Regions from separate parts of the Homo sapiens genome. Here region 2 is linked to region 1. A link is an interaction called in ENCODE POLR2A ChIA-PET data of the cell type or tissue named here. Cell type or tissue: PC-9. All regions are shown on one strand.

Region 1 (8,000 bases):
GCAGCCCGGGACGCCTGCACCCTCCACGGGGTGCTGAGGCCAGGCTGGCTCCTGCAGGAAGGGCAGGATACCCACAGGCCAGCGGTGGGAAGGCTGGATGCACGCTGGTGCCACGGCCCAATCCACCAGGAGGGCAGCGGTGTGAGAAGGGCAAAGGGAAGTGGCCCAGGCCTCACGGCCCACAGTGGGAAAGACAGGGGGAGCCGGCCCGGGATGCCCACAGGTGTGAGGAGCAGGTGCGCTGGGTGTGGCCGCCCAGACACAGCCTGGCCCGATCCCGGAGCAGGAGTCCCCCCGCCCCCACCTCAGAAGGCTGGGATCCGCCACTGCCCCCTTCCCCAAGGCTGGACCACATCCCAGGTCCCTGCAGGGGCGGCACAGCAGGTGGGCAAGGGCCACTGCCGGGAACCCCAGCTCTGCCAGGCCCACGTGTGAGCTCCCCCCAGCCTCCCTTTCTTGTGCACATTCTCTGTACCCCCCAGCAGTGAGTGAGGTCTCCCATCTCAGAGCCCACAGTCAGATTCCCCCACCCCTCCTCAAAATCCTTCTGTTTTTTTAGGTGAGATTCACATAATATAAAATTACCCATTTTAAGCATCCAACTCAGTGGCACCGAGCGCATTCAGTGTGTTTCACGATCACCACCTCGATCTAGTTCAAAATGCGCCGGAAAAGAAAGCTGGTAACTGTCGGCCAGGCGCGGTGGCTCACGCCTGTAATCCCAGCACTTTGGGAGACCGAGGCGGGCAGATCACGAGGTCAGGAGATCTAGACCATCCTGGCTAACACAGTGAAACCTCGTCTCTACTAAAAATACAAAAAATTAGCCGGGCATGGTGGTGGGTGCCTGTAGTCCCAGCTACTCGGGAGGCTGAGGCAGGAGAATGGCGTGAACCCGGGAGGCGGAGCTTGCAGTGAGCCGAGATCGCGCCACTGCACTCCAGCCTGGGGGACAGAGCGAGACTCCGTCTCAAAAAAAAAAAAAAGAAAGAAAGAAACCTGGTCACTGTCACCCCGCAGGCCCTGGCAGCCACTTATCTTTGTGTCTCTATGGATGTAGGTATTCTAGATATTTCACGTCAACACAGCCATAGGATGTGTGACCGGTGACCTTCCTTTTCCAAGTCTGCAGTGTATCAGAAAACAAAAATGTCTCCATATGGTTATACAAATTGTTCCTTGGAAAAAAACAATTCACTGGAACCAAACTTCAGGTGCATCCCTTGGATGGATGTAAATCCTGGTTCTGGGCACACTCTCAGCATCAGCCTGGGCTGCTTTTCTTTTTTTTTTTTTTTCTGTGTGACAAAGTCTTGCTCTGTCGCCCAGGCTGGGGTGCAATGGCGCGATCTCGGCTCACTGCAACCTCCACCTCCCGGGTTCAAGTGATTCTCCTGCCTCAGACTCCCAAGTAGCTGGGATTACAGGCTACCACACCCGGCTAATTTTTGTATTTTTGGTAGAGTCAGTATTTCACCATGTTGACCAGGCTGGTCTCAAACTCCTGACCTCAAGTGATCCGCCCGCCTCAGCCTCCCAAAGTGCTGGGATTCCAGGCGTGAGCCACCGCGCCCCACTGCCTGGACTTGTTTGATTTGTAGCATAATGAAAATCCGTGGGTTCAGCAGCCCACTCGATGTTAACCATGGCTGCCATCTGCCTCTGCGCCTTCTAAACCCTCGCTCCCTCCCCAGGCGGCCACTGTCCTTGATTTGTGCTGCCGTCCCTTGCCTTCCTGTGTTGAAGGTTTAGCCCTAGGGGCATGCCACACGTATCCATCACAGGTGCATCACGGTGTCGTGTTTAGTTTTTAATTGTTTTTAACTTTGTAAAAAGGATGTCACACCCACTGCCATCTCCTGGGTTCACTTTTTCCCACTCAGCATGATGTCACCTCAGAAGCATCCTGTGATTGCAGGAAGCTGTTATTCATGCATTTATTTATTTATTTATTTAGAGACGGAGTCTCGCTCTGTCACCAGGCTGGAGTGCAGTGGCGTGATGTCAGCTCACTACAACTTCTGCCTCCCGGGTTCAAGCAATTCTCCTGCCTCAGCCTCCTGAGTAGCTGGGATTACAGGCACACACCACCGTGCCCGGCTAATTTTTGTATTTTTAGTAGAGACAGGGTTTCACCATGTTGGTCAAGCTGGTCTCATACTCCTGACCTCAAATGATCCACCCTCCTGGCCTCCCAAAGTGCTGGTATTACAGGCGTGAGCCACCATGCCCAGCCATGAGCCACTCCATCTGGCCCATGCATTTTTCTTGCTGCTGCATAATACTCCACTGCAGAAAAATATAACTGAGGATTGGGATCTTTCCACCTTTTTTTTTTTTTTAGACAGGGTCTCAGTCTGTTGCCCAGGCTGGAGTGCAGCAGCAGGATCACAGCTCACTGCAGCCTCCACCTCCCAGGCTCAAGTGATCCTCCCATCTCAGCCTCCTGAGTAGCTAGGACTACAGGTGCACCCCACCATTCCAGGCTAGTTCTCTGTTTTGTGCAGAGACAGGTTCTTACTACATTGCCCAGGCTGGTCTCAAACTCCTGGGCTCAAACAATCCTCCTGCCTCAGCCTCTCAAAGCACTGGGATTACAGGTGCCCATCACTATGCCCGCCTCTTTTCTAGTTTTTTACTATTATGAATAGTACTGCTATGAACATCATAAATTGATTTTTTTTTTTTGACAGGGTCTTACTCTGTCACCCAGACTGGAATGCGGTGGTGTGATCACAGCTCACTGCAGCCTCGACCTCCCAGGCTCAGGCGATCCTCCTGCCTCGGCCTCCCAAGTAGCTGGGACCACAGAAGCACCACCACAGCAGGCTAATTTTTTAATTATTTGTAGAGATGGGGTTTCCCTATGTTGTCCAGGATGATTTTGAACTCCCGGGCTCAAACAATCCTCCTGTCTCGACCTCCCAAGTGCTGGAGTTACAGATGTGAGCCGCTGGGCCCGGCCATGGTTTTTAAATCCAACAGTGTGGCCGGGTGTGCTGGCTCACGCCTGTAATCCCAGCACTTTGGGAGGCCGAGGTGGGTGGATCACGAGGTCAGGAGATCGAGACCATCCTAACACGGTGAAACCCCGTGTCTACTAAAAATACAAAAAAATTAGCCGGGCGTGGTGGCGGGCGCCTGTAGTCCCAGCTACTAGGGAGGCCGAGGCAGGAGAAGGGCGTGAACGCAGGAGGCGGAGCTTGCAGTGAGCAGAGATTGCACCACTGCACTCCAGCCTGGGCAACAGAGTGAGACTCCGTCTCAAAAAAAAAAACCAAAAAAACCCAGTGGTTGTGCTACCAAGGTATCCTTTTTTGGATGATGCCTGGGGAGGATCAGTGAAGGAAATACTACATTTCTGCTGGAGGTTAGCAAAAAGGAAGAGGTGACCCCCCAGGCACGTTCACAGGCACCCAGTGGCCAACCTTGCAGCCAACCTTGGTCCATGGACCCCTGGTGTCAGCACTTGACTAGGGGGCATCAGGGAGAGCCTTGAGAGGGCGTGTTCTCCAGTGGCAAAGAGCCTGTCAGTGCAAAGGCCCCGCGGCTGCCAGGTGCAGGGGATGGGGAGGAAAGAAGGGGCTGCCCCCATTAGGGGTCTGGGGTTGGTGCAGGTCAGAGATGACAGGGGCTCAGACGCAGTGATCGGGGGATGGAGACAGGAGGGCAGGACTAGGGAAGGGAGGTGAAGGAGATGGACATTTGGGCTGGATGTTGGGGAGGAGGGAGGGCGTGAGCTCAGGAGACTCACCTGGGTGTTGGGCCTTGGGTAGAACTGCACCATTTACAGAGATGGGCAGATTCGGGGAGGGCAGGTTTGCCCGCCTACTTGGTGGAACCAGGGCATTGAGGATGTTGGAGGATTCCACGTTGGAGAGCAGAGGCGTGGGGAGCAGGAGCCTGCCCCGGCCCTGACTCAGCCCTGCAAGGATTCTCCTGCCTGTGGCGGCTCTGCCTGCCTTCCAGACGTGCTGTGAGGCTGGTGACCTGTCTGTCCCATCATGGGGCCGGCTACCGCTTGTGTCAGGCTGAGTCACAGGCAAGCTGCAAAGTCCCTGGGGCACTCTAAGGGCCTCTGCAGGAACCAGTCTGGCCGGCTGCAGGCTCCTGGCCAGCTCGGGCCTCATTGGGAGCTGCTGAAGTTCAAGGGCTGGAGCTCTCTGGGCTGGGAAGATGCTGGATAAAGCTTGGGTCCCTGGCCCTAGCAGTTCCTGTCTCCCACTGTCTTCAGGCCACACTGGCCACAGCTCCCAGCCTCCTCCGTCCCACCCTCACCCGGGCCTGGTGGAGAGGCTGGCGGGACTCCCACACTACCGGGCAATGGTGTTCAGGAAAAGTGACTTTAGCAAAAGCTTCCTATGCACCCTTTGTGCTCTTGTCCTCCCCTTTCCCTTCTTCCCCCTCCTCACGTCCTTTTTTATTTCAGTGAGACTCACATGACACAAAATCAAACATTATGAAGTGCACAACACAGCCGCAGTGCACAGTGCTGTGCAACCACCTCCTTACGCCAGCTCCGAAACGTTTCATCACCCAAAAGGATATTGCACACCCATTCGCAGTCACTCCTTAAGCGCTGCCCCCCAGGCCCTGACAACCACTTTATTTTAATTTTCATTATTACTTTTTTAGACAGGGCCTCACTTTTTTTCCCAAGCTGGAGCACAGTGGTGCAGGCATGGCTCACTGCAGGCTCAAACTCCTGAGCTCAAGCGATCCTCCTGCCTTGGCCTCCCAAAGTGCAGGGATCACAGGCATGCGCCACTGCACCCGGCCTCACTTCCTATCTCTGTGGATTTGCCTGTTCTGGGCATCTCATATAAGTGGTGTCATACGTCATATTGCTACGGGGGGGTGGGGTTGGGGTCCTTGTGCTTAGAGCTCCCAAGATGGTGGTGGGCTGTTTCCAAGATGACGGCAAGCCTCTTGTTCTCTGACCTGGGGTTCTTGGCCTCACGGATTCCAAGGAATGGAATCTTGGGCCATGGGGTGAGTGTTACAGCTCTCTTAGAAGCCGTGGGTCACGGAAGAGAACCGTGGAACCCAGTGACTAGTGTTCAGCTCGATTAGGAAGAACCGGGCACTTAGCCGTGCGGGAATGATGCCGAGCCTTTAGCCCGATCGGGGGCGGCAATGGGCGCCTCGCCGGATCAGGAGCACAGCCGACACCCTGCCGGATCCAGAGGGGTGGAAGTCAGCGGCGGGCCTGCGATGGCAGCAAGCAGCAGTGGTGGATGGCAAGCAAAAGCTCAGCTCGAGCTGTAACAAACACAGAGCAGAAGAGTGTGCAGTTGGAAGATTTCATAGAGTGAAAACAGAGCTCCCATAAAATGGGAGGGGACCCAAAGGGAGTTGCCGTTGCCGTTGCCGGCTCGAATGCCTGGGTTTGTATCCCGATCATTGTCCCTCCCCCTGTGCTCTCAGGTGATAGATGATTGGCTATTTCTTTACTTCCTATTTTAGCCTAATTAGCATTTTAGTGAGCTCTCTTTACTACCTGACGGGGTGGGTGTGAGCTAAGTTGCAAGCCCCGTGTTTAAAGGTGGATGCGGTCACCTTCCCAGCTAAGCTTAGGGGTTCTTAGTCGGCCTAGGAAATCCAGCTAGTCCTATCTCTCAGTCCCCCCTCTCAACAGGAAAACCCAAGTGCTGTTGGGGAGGTTGGCCGACGACCACTGTAACTGCTTCCTGCTGAACTGGGGCATAGTAGGGGTTGTGCAGTTGAGATTTCCTCAGGAGGGGTGTCTTCAATGTCATCAACATTGGAGCATGGGCTAGCAGGCCGATCCAGGGGTCTGTGGTGGATCTTAGTCATGGACTGCATCTGAGGCTCTATTTGAAGAACGATTTGTAGTTTTACAGCTTCAGTTCTGGAAGAGACAAACTTAACAAGGAGGTTAAAGATACAGGGATTAAAATGTATGGCCTGTAATGTAGGGGATTACTTCATTGGCACAATTCACAGGCCCTGACTATCTGCTTGATAGTTTTGAAAAGGCCTGGTCCAGTAAATAATGATTTGGCCATCTGATGGGTGCTATCAATGCCTAAGTGGAAGGTGGGGTGAAGGGTTTTAAGTAATTTCCATTGGTTAGCTGCAGGCAAAAGTATTTTCCCTTCTTTGGTGGCTAGCCATCCTGAGGGGAGGAAATTATGTCCTCCTGAGGTTCTCCATTGTATTTCTCCTGCTGAGTACTAGGGCTTGGTTTCCCGGAGGGGATTACCCCATACTAGGGGTCCTTCTACAAGCATTTCTAATGGAAGGTCCCGCCTTGCGGCTCTTTTGGCTTCAATATCTGCGTGGTGGTTCCCTTCTATTTCCCTTTCCTTTCCGATGACCCCAGCAGTGTAAGACTGCTACCTCTTTAGGTTTCTGTACAGCCAATAATAATCTCCTAATGGCTTCCTGATGTTTGATAGGTGTTCCCTCGGAAGTTAGGAATTCCCTTTCTCTCCATATTGCTGTGTGGGCATGGAGGACTGGGTAAGCATACTTAGAGTCTGTATATATATTTACCCTTTTTCCTTCTCCTAATTCTAGAGCCCGAGTGAGGGCTATTAGTTCTGCCAGCTGAGCGCTAGTTCCTGGAGTGAGGGGATTACTTTTAAGTATTCCATTATCACTGACCACTGCATACCCCGCTTTTTGAAGTCCTTTTTCTACAAAGGAACTTCCATCTGTATACAAGTTGAGGTCGGGATCAGTCAAGGGAACCTCTAGAAGGTCCCCTCGAGCGGCACAAGTTTGAGCAATTACTTGTTGACAGTTATGTTCTATCTTTTCTTCATTGTCTGGAAGAAATGTGGCTGGGTTAAGAGTTGCACAAGTGCACAGTCATACACTGGCCCTTCAAGTAATAGAGCCTGATATTTAAGTAAACGGTTGTCTGACAGCCATAAGTCTCCTTTAGCAGTGAGTATGCCATTCACATCATGAGATGTCCACACAGTAAGATCTCTTCCCTGTATTATTTTAACTGCTTCAGATACTAAGATTGCTACTGCTGCCACTACCCGTAAACAATGAGGCCAACCCTTTGCCACTACATCAATTTCCTTACTCAGGTATGCCACGGGTTGCAAGCTGGTCCCTCGGATCTGTGTAAGGACTCCTAGAGCTATTCCTGTTTTTTCTGTGACATATAAAGAAACATATAAGCTTATTGGCAAGCTTAACACTGGGGCTTGGGTTAGGGCCTTCTTTAGGGCCCAGAAAGCTGCTTCTGCTTCAGGCGTCCATCTTACTAAATGGGTATTGGCTTTCTGAGTTTTCTTATTTAGTGTATCTAATGGCCTGGCTATTTCACTGTACCTGGGAATCCATATTTGGTGGAAGCCTGTTATGCCAAGAACCCTCTTAGTTGCTTTGGTGTTTTGGGATGAGGATAAGCCAGTAGAGGCTGCGTACGTTTCTCACGGAGGGCCCTGGTGCCTTTGGATAATTTTAGCGCTAAGTATTTAACATGCTGTGAGCAGAGCTGAGCCTTTGGTTTGGAAACCTTGTAGCCACAGGCGGTGAAGAAATTTAAGAGCGCTTGGGTGGGGCCGGGTGTGGTGGCTCACGCCTGTAATCCCAGCACTTTGGGAGGCTGAGGCAGGCAGATCACAAGATCAGGAGATTGAGACCATCCTGGCTAACACGGTGAAACCCCGTCTCTACTAAAAATACAAAAAAATTAGCCAGGCATGGTGGCAGGTGCCTATAGTCCCAGCTACTTGGGAGGCTGAGGCAGGAGAATGACGTGAACTTGGGAGGCGGTGCTTGCGGTGAGCTGAGATCACGCCACTGCACTCCAGCCTGGGTGACAGAGAAAGACTCCGTCTCAAAAAAAAAAAAAAAAAGCGCTTGGGTGGCTTGATGGCACAAGGTTTCTGAAAGGGTGGCTAAAAGTAAATCATCCAAGCACCGAAGGACAACGGTGTCCAGGTATGAGAACTGGCTCAAGTTGGGCTAATGTCTGTCGAAATAGATGGGGGCTATCCCTGACCCCTTGGGGT
Region 2 (8,000 bases), 480 kb before region 1:
GTGCCATCTATGTCCTGCTTGGATTGTGACTCATGCCTACCTTTCAGGGCCCGGTTCAAGTCCCTGCCTTGGATGAATCCTGCATCAGGTGTGTAAACACGTGTGCATCGTGAACCTCTATATGGGATTCAGAGATGATTACTCGGGACTTTCGTAATTCTGTTTCTACCTCCTTCACTCATGAGCTCCCTCTTGAGAGCAGAGGCAGCTCTGTCTCATTTATCTGCAGGTGTCTGCAGGTGGCCTTACACACCCTAGGAGCTTAGTAACACAGCTGGATTCCCTGAGCATGGGGAGCTGTCTGCAGCTCTAGCCCTGGATGTTTTCAGGACCCTGGAGAGGTCCACGCAGGTGTGGGAGGCTGGAGGTCACTTTCTTCAGGGCAGAAATGGGCAAACAGAGGATTTCTATGGGCAGCTCTGGAATGAACGTCTGTTTTTGCCTTCTGCTTTGGACAGCTGCTCCTTAATGTCTTCAAACCTCATAGGAAGAACAAAGGCTGACCCGGGAAAAAGCTCCACTGGGAAGTCTGGGCAGCTGGTATTCTTGGCTCTGCACCACCTCGTGCCCTTCCCGGCACCAGGGACAGACAGGCTCCCTCCCCCTATGCCTCCGGCTGCGGCATCTGACCACTGGGCCAGGTCTCTGTGTAGGTTTCTTTTCATCTATACACAAAGTTTCTGCTGTGACCTTTTTCCCCGGCACCGAGTTTACAGGAAGTCTGCTTAAATGGGGCCAGCATTTCTGTGTTTAATAATTCAATGCTTGCGCTCACCGTCAAGCCGATAATTTAGTAACAGTGGGGAGCTCAGCCTGCCTTCCACCATAGATCATGTTCTGCTTTGCCTTCCAGAGCACACGGGCGGGTGAGGACACTGTCCTTCCCAGCGACGGCTGTGACTTTTACATGGCCATTTAATGGCCCCAGTTAATATTAAGCGCTCCCAGTTAATATGATGGCAAGAGGAAAATTACCTGTGCTGATAGCTGTCCTTGCCACCTATAAATTCCTGGGGCATTCACCATATATTACCAAGGAATGCCGCCACCTCCTCGTAATGACCCAGGTGACAAACGGCTCCTGGGCCCACGCTCTTCCCTACCAGCCCTGGAGATCTTCCCAGCTCTGTCCCAGGAAGGAGGTATTGAGGTGTGGCCCTGGTGTGGCCGGGGACATGTTCCCCAGGGGTGGCTTGCAGACCACCTGCCTTAGAAACAGCTTGGCGGGGGAGGGGAGGGCTTTGGATGCACATGTTTGTTCATCCCTGTCCAGAGCCGGACGCTGAGATGGAGGCTGCCTTTCCCACATTCCCGGGGGTGTCCGTGTCTTGCCGCTTTGGGAACCTCCAATGCAGGGCAGGCGGCCAGGGCTGGGACCCAACGGGACTCGGGTCTGCCCTGTCCCTGCAGAGTCTTCCCCACAATGGTGCATTGCTCCCTGAGCTGTGCCCTTGCTACTGTGAGTGCCTGTCTGGTGCTCTGGGAGCTCTGTTTGCAGTTTCAGGCAGTTCTGAGTCCATTTCTAGGGGAGAAGAGGGAATGGCATTGGGCAGAGGAGGCATTGGGAACCAGGGGCAAGGGTGACCCCAGACCACACGCCCAGGTGTGCAGAGGGAGGCTCCCTGGGTCTGGGAGTCAGTGCGATCTGCCATGAGTCTCCCTCTCCCCAGGGGTGGATCCCTCAACAGTCAATTCCTCGTGTCTCCGTCGGTGCAGTTTCCTCCAGGCAGCAGGCAGAACCCTGCAGGAAGCAGAAATGGCCCAAGTGTTTCACAAGGAATGGTGTAATGAGGTTGCTCTCAGAACAGTGGCCAGGGAACAGAGATCCTAAAAGGATGTGGGTATCCACAGGACTAGCAAGGGCAGGAGGCGCCCCTCCTTTAGGCTCCAGGACAGGGAAGGAGGGGGTGTCCTGGCCATGAAGGGATGGATGCTGCTGGAACCACAGATACAGCAGGAAGGGCTGGGGACAGCCACCAGCTTCCACCTCCTCCTCTCCCAATCTCCAACTAGGGCCTCCCTTGGCCAAACTCAACAGAAACGATTAGAGGCATCTCTGGGCCGCAGCCCCTATATGTTCTGTCTCCAGGTCAGAGACCAGGACTAAGAGGCAGCACGTGGAGAACGACCAGCAGCATCCATCAGTCAGAGTCACACTGCCCAGCCCACCCGCTGTCTCAGGTGCCAGGGCATGGGGGGTGGACGTGGTGTGATATGGAGGGTGGGTGTGGGTGTGATGTGGAGGGTGGGTGTGGGTGTGATGTGGAGGGTGGGTGTGGTGTGATGTGGAGGGTGGGTGTGGTGTGATGTGGAGGGTGGGTGTGGTGTGATGTGGAGGGTGGGTGTGGTGTGATGTGCAGGGTGGGTGTGGGTGTGATGTGGAGGGTGGGTGTGGTGTGATGTGCAGGGTGGGTGTGGGTGTGATGTGGAGGGTGGGTGTGGGTGTGATATGGAGGGTGGGTGTGGTGTGATGTGGAGGGTGGGTGTGGTGTGATGTGGAGGGTGGGTTGGTGTGATGTGGAGGGTGGGTGTGGTGTGATGTGGAGGGTGGGTGTGGTGTGATGTGGAGGGTGGGTGTGGGTGTGATGTGGAGGGTGGGTGTGGTGTGATGTGGAGGGTGGGTTGGTGTGATGTGGAGGGTGGGTGTGGTGTGATGTGGAGGGTGGGTGTGGGTGTGATATGGAGGGTGGGTGTGGTGTGATGTGGAGGGTGGGTGTGGTGTGATGTGGAGGGTGGGTTTGTGTGATATGGGGGGTGGGTGTGGTGTGATGTGGAGGGTGGGTGTGGTGTGATGTGGAGGGTGGGTGTGGTGTCATATGGAGGGTGGGTGTGGTGCGATGTGGAGGGTGGGTGTGGTGTGATGTGGAGGGTGGGTGTGGTGTGATGTGGAGGGTGGGTGTGGGTGTGATGTGGAGGGTGGGTGTGGGTGTGATGTGGAGGGTGGGTTGGTGTGATGTGGAGGGTGGGTGTGGTGTGATGTGGAGGGTGGGTGTGGTGTGATGTGGAGGGTGGGTGTGGTGTGATGTGGAGGGTGGGTGTGGTGTGATATGGAGGGTGGGTGTGGTGTGATGTGGAGGGTGGGTGTGGTGTGATATGGAGGGTGGGTGTCGTTTGATATGGAGGGTGGGTGTGATGTGGAGGGTGGGTGTGGTGTGATGTGGAGGGTGCGTGTGGTGTGATGTGGAGGGTGGGTGTGGTGTGATGTGGAGGGTGGGTGTGGTGTGATGTGGAGGGTGGGTGTGGTGTGATGTGGTGGGTGGGTGGGTTTGATGTGGAGGGTGGGTGTGGTGTGATGTGGAGGTTGGGTGTTTTGTGATGTGGAGGGTGGGTTGGTGTGATGTGGAGGGTGGGTGGGTGTGATGTGGAGGGTGGGTGTGGGTGTGATATGGAGGGTGGGTTGGTGTGATGTGGAGGGTGGGTGTGGTGTGATGTGGAGGGTGGGTGTGGTGTGATATGGAGGGTGGGTTGGTGTGATGTGGAGGGTGGGTGTGGTGTGATGTGGAGGGTGGGTGTGGTGTGATGTGGAGGGTTGGTGTGGGTGTGATATGGAGCTCCACCTGGGAAGAGCCACGGCCCCTGTCTCATCAGATCACCCCACCTTTTCACCCAGCTCAGGATCGCAGTATAAGTCCCTTCTCTCTGGCTTTCTCTGCAACCTGCAGTTCCCTGTCCGTCTTGGCCAATTCATCTGATTTGCAGATGGGGAACCTGCCTGGCACGAATCTTATAGCTCCCAGTTCAGCATTATGAATCTCTCAAGGCCAAGAGCAGAATATTCAGCTGCACTTTTCCCACAGTACCTATGTTCCCCCAAGGAAAACCCAGTTTCCTTTCTGTCTCCTTCTCTCTCTCTGTCTCCCTCTCTCCCCACCTTCCTTTTGAAAATCAAGAGCAAAGCTCCCTCCCAACTCCTGGTGTTCCCTGAGCAGAATGAAAGCCAGCCGTGTGAGTTGAAGAAATGAATGAAAGATTGGGAACTGAGTGCCGGAGGAGACCAGCCCCTGGGAATACGTGAAACCCCCACACTGAACTTTCAAAATCCAAAGAAGAGAATCCTGAGGAAAGATCTGTATCATTTGCCAGGGTGCACGATGTGCAAGGATATTAACAATTTAACAAACACACATCAAAGAAAGGCATAAGTAGCGTTTTTTAGTGATAATTTTTTATTGGAAGCATGAATGAGATATAGACATTTTTCTTGATCTGGTTTAGTAAAATATTACTGATATTAGATAAGCAAATTCCTACTGTAACCCAGAGGACTAAATTGTATGAACAATGTTGTCTGATGTCCTGGTTGCCAGGCACTGTGGACAGCCACCCCAAAGTCCTCCCCACCTCTTCTTCCTGGCCCTCTCCAGGCAGACAGGATGGAAACTCAGTGCTTGACTGACCTTTCCAGCCTCCTTTGAAGTTCTGAGAGGCCTCAGGTCTCCTCACCAGAATCAGCTCTCACGTTCGTGCCCAGCAGACCCTTCAGGCAGCTTTCTGAGCTAGGCTTCTCTAACTCAGAACCAGCGCACGCTTCAGCCCCCCACACCTCCTGCTTGGCCTCCTCTGGCCTCGGTTGATGAGTTGGAAGCTCCCTCCGCTGCCTCCCTGCGCCCAGGCTCACAAACCCGTCACTGGATGTCTTTATTTAGTGAGCTTTCCTGCCCAAGCCTGCTTCCAGGGCAGGATGTATTGATACAAAATCCATCAGGAGATGTGTCTGGGCATTTAATCAATGAGGCTGCAGGGAGCCCCGCGTGACTCAGAGGGTGCCGGGAGTGAAGGCCAGGCAAGAAGAGCATCCAGAGTGGGCAGAAGGGTGGTTTTTATTTTTGATCCTGTAATGTCAGGCTCCAGCAATTAGTTGTCTATTCCCTGTAATGCTGGCACTGCAGCAGAATTCCACCGCAACCTGGATATTTGCCCAGGTACTCATTTTATAACTCCCATGTTCATTCAATAAATACCCTACCTGTATCCTATGTGCCAGACACAGATCCAGATGCTGAGAAGAGTCAACTAACAGCTCACAGGTCACACTGAGCTTATGGTCCTGTGATGGAGGGATGGTGATGATGATGGTGATGATGGTGATGGTGATGGTGATGTGATGATGGTGATGATGATGATGATGGTGATTGTGATGATGATGTGATGATGGTGATGATGACGGTGATGATGGTGATCACGATGGTGATGGTGATCGTGATGATAATGTGATGATGGTGATGATGACGGCGATGATGGTGATGATGATGGTGATGTGATGATGATGATGATGATGATGGTGATGGTGATGTGATGATGGTGATGATGATGATGGTGATGATGATGGTGATGATGATGGTGATGATGGTGATGATGATGGTGATGGTGATGGTGATGATGGTGATGGTGATGATGGTGAAGATGATGATGGTGATGATGATGGTGATGGTGATGATGGTGATGGTGATGGTGATGATGGTGATGATGATGATGGTGATGATGATGGTGATGGTGATGGTGATGATGGTGATGTGATGATGGTGATGGTGATGATGATGGTGATGGTGATGGTGATATGATGCTGATCATGATGATGATGGTGATGATGGTGATCATGATGATGATTGTGATGTGATGATGATGATGATGGTGATGATGATGATGATGGTGATGATGATGATGGTGATGATGATGGTGATGTGATGATGGTGATGATGATGATGATGGTGATGGTGATAATGATGGTGATGTGATGATGGTGATGGTGATGATGGTGGTGGTGGTGATGATAATGGTGATGGTGATGATGTTGATGATAATGATGGTGGTGGTGGTGATGATGATGACAATGATGGTATGATCATGATCATGGTGATGATGGTGGCAATGGTGGTGGTGGTGATGATAATAGGATGATGATGGGATTATGATGATGATGGAATGATGGTGATGATGGTGGTGGTGGTGATGATTATGCTCATGGTGATGGGATGATGGTGGCAATGATGGTGATGATGATGGTAATGTGATGACGGGAGGATGTTGGTGATGGTGATGGTTATAATGATAATGGTGATGATGATGATGGGATGATGGTGATGATAATGATGTTGGTGGTGATAATGATGCTGATGATGGTAATGGTGATGGGATGATGGTGATGATTTTGTTAGCCTGTTTTCACACTGCTATAAAGATACTGCCTCAGATTGGGTAATTTATAAAGACAGGTGGTTTGACTCACAGTTCTGCATGACTTGGGAGGCCTCAGGAAATTTACAATCATGGCAGAAGGTAAAGGGGAAGCAAGGCATGTCCTACATGGCATCAGGCAAGAGACAGTGAGGAAGTGCCACACTTTAAAACCATCAGCTCCTGTGAGAACTCACTCACTATCACAAGAACAGCGTGGGGGAAACCATCCCCATGATCCAATCACCTCCCACCAGGTACCTCCTTCGATACATGGGGATTACAATTTGAGATGAGATTTGGGTGGGGACACAGCCAAACCCTATCATTTTTTAAAATTTGAGACAGAGTCTCACTCTGTCACCCAGGCTGGAGCACAATGCCATGATCTCTGCTCACTGCAACCTCCGCCTCCCAGGCTCAAGCAATTCTCTTGCCTCAGCCTCCCAAGTATCTGGGATTACATGTGCCCACCACCATGCCCAGCTAATTTTTGTATTTTTAGTAGAGACAGGGTTTCACCATGTTGGCCAGGCTGATCTCAAACTCCTGACTTCAAATGACCCACCTGCCTCAGTCTCTGAAAGTGCTGGGATTACAGGCATGAGCCACCACGCCCAACCTCCTTTCACATTTCAAAACCAATTACGCCTTCTCAGCAGTTCCCCAAAATCTTAACTCATTGCAGCATTAACTCAAAAGTCCAAGTCCAAAGTCTCATCTGAGACAAGGCAAGTCCCTTTCACCTATGAGCCTGTAAAATCAAAAGCAAGTTAGTTACTTCCAAGATACAATGCAGGTACAGGCATAGGGTAAATGTTCCCATTCCATATGGGAGAAATTGGCCAAAACAAAGGGGCCACAGGCCCATGCAAGTTGGAAGCCTGCCTGAAATCTTGAAGCTCCAAAATCTCCTTTGGCTCCATGTCTCACATCCAGGGCACACTGATGCAAGTGGTGGGCTCCCACAGCCTTGGGCAGCTCTGTCCCTGTGGCTCTGCAGGGTAAAGCCCCCACAGCTGCTTTCACAAGCTGGCATTGAGTGCCTGTGGCTTTTCCAAGTGCACAGTGCAAGCTGTCAGTGGATCTACCATTCTGGGATCTGGAGGATGGTAACCCTCTTCTCACAGCTCCACTAGGCAATGCCCCAGTGGGGACTCTGTGTGGCGGCTCCAACTCCACATTTCCCTTCTGCACTGCCATAGCAGAGATTCTCTATGAGGGCTCCACCCATGCAGCAGACTTCTGCCTGGACATCCAGGCATTTCCATACATACTCTGAAATCTAGATGGAGGTTCCCAAAGCTCAGCTCTTGTCTTCTGTGCACCCATCGGCCCAACATCATGTGGAAATTGCCAAGGCTTGGTTGGGGCTTGCACTCTCTGAAGGAATAGTCTGAGCTGTACCTTGGCCTCTTTTAGGCACAGCTGGAGCTGGAGTGTCTGGGACAGAGGACACCATGTCCTGAGGCTGCACACGGCAATGGGGCCCTGGGCCCAGCCCAAAAAAACATTTTACCCTCCTAGGCCTCTGGGCCCATGATGGGAGGGGCTGTCTTGAAGATCTCTGACATTCTCTGGAGACATTTTCCCCATTGCCTTAGTGATTCTAAGACATTCGGCTTCTCCTTACTTATGCAAATTTCTGCAACCAGTTGGAATTTCTCCCCCAGAAATGGGTTTTTCTTTTATATCACACGGTCAGGCTGTAAATTTTCCAAACTTTTATGCTCTGCTTTTCTTTTAAACATACGTTCCAATTTCAAACCATCTCTGTGAGCTCATATAACTGTATGCTTTCAGGAAAAATCAGGTCACTTCTTAAA

What was found. Peaks named below come from ENCODE experiments on the same cell type or tissue, not always from the same donor. Only the 100,000 strongest peaks of a DNase experiment are listed, where the experiment ranks them.
Region 2: POLR2A ChIA-PET joins it to region 1 with 5 read pairs; 2 of 35 experiments call an interaction of 5 or more read pairs at or near these places.

What each region holds. Positions count from the first base shown.
Region 1 is chr12:131,868,346-131,876,345 of GRCh38, forward strand. No RefSeq gene overlaps it. Among named protein-coding and RNA genes, the nearest start is that of ULK1, 22 kb to the right of the region's middle. RefSeq lists an enhancer at 1-75. In PC-9, no CTCF peak of the experiment used is centred here; DNase peaks (open chromatin) are centred at 1,846 and 4,016; H3K4me3 peaks cover 365 bases; H3K27ac peaks cover 2,790 bases.
Region 2 is chr12:131,390,296-131,398,295 of GRCh38, forward strand. No RefSeq gene overlaps it. Among named protein-coding and RNA genes, the nearest start is that of LINC02370, 47 kb to the left of the region's middle. RefSeq lists a silencer at 1,352-1,501. In PC-9, no CTCF peak of the experiment used is centred here; no DNase peak of the experiment used is centred here; H3K27me3 peaks cover 2,192 bases.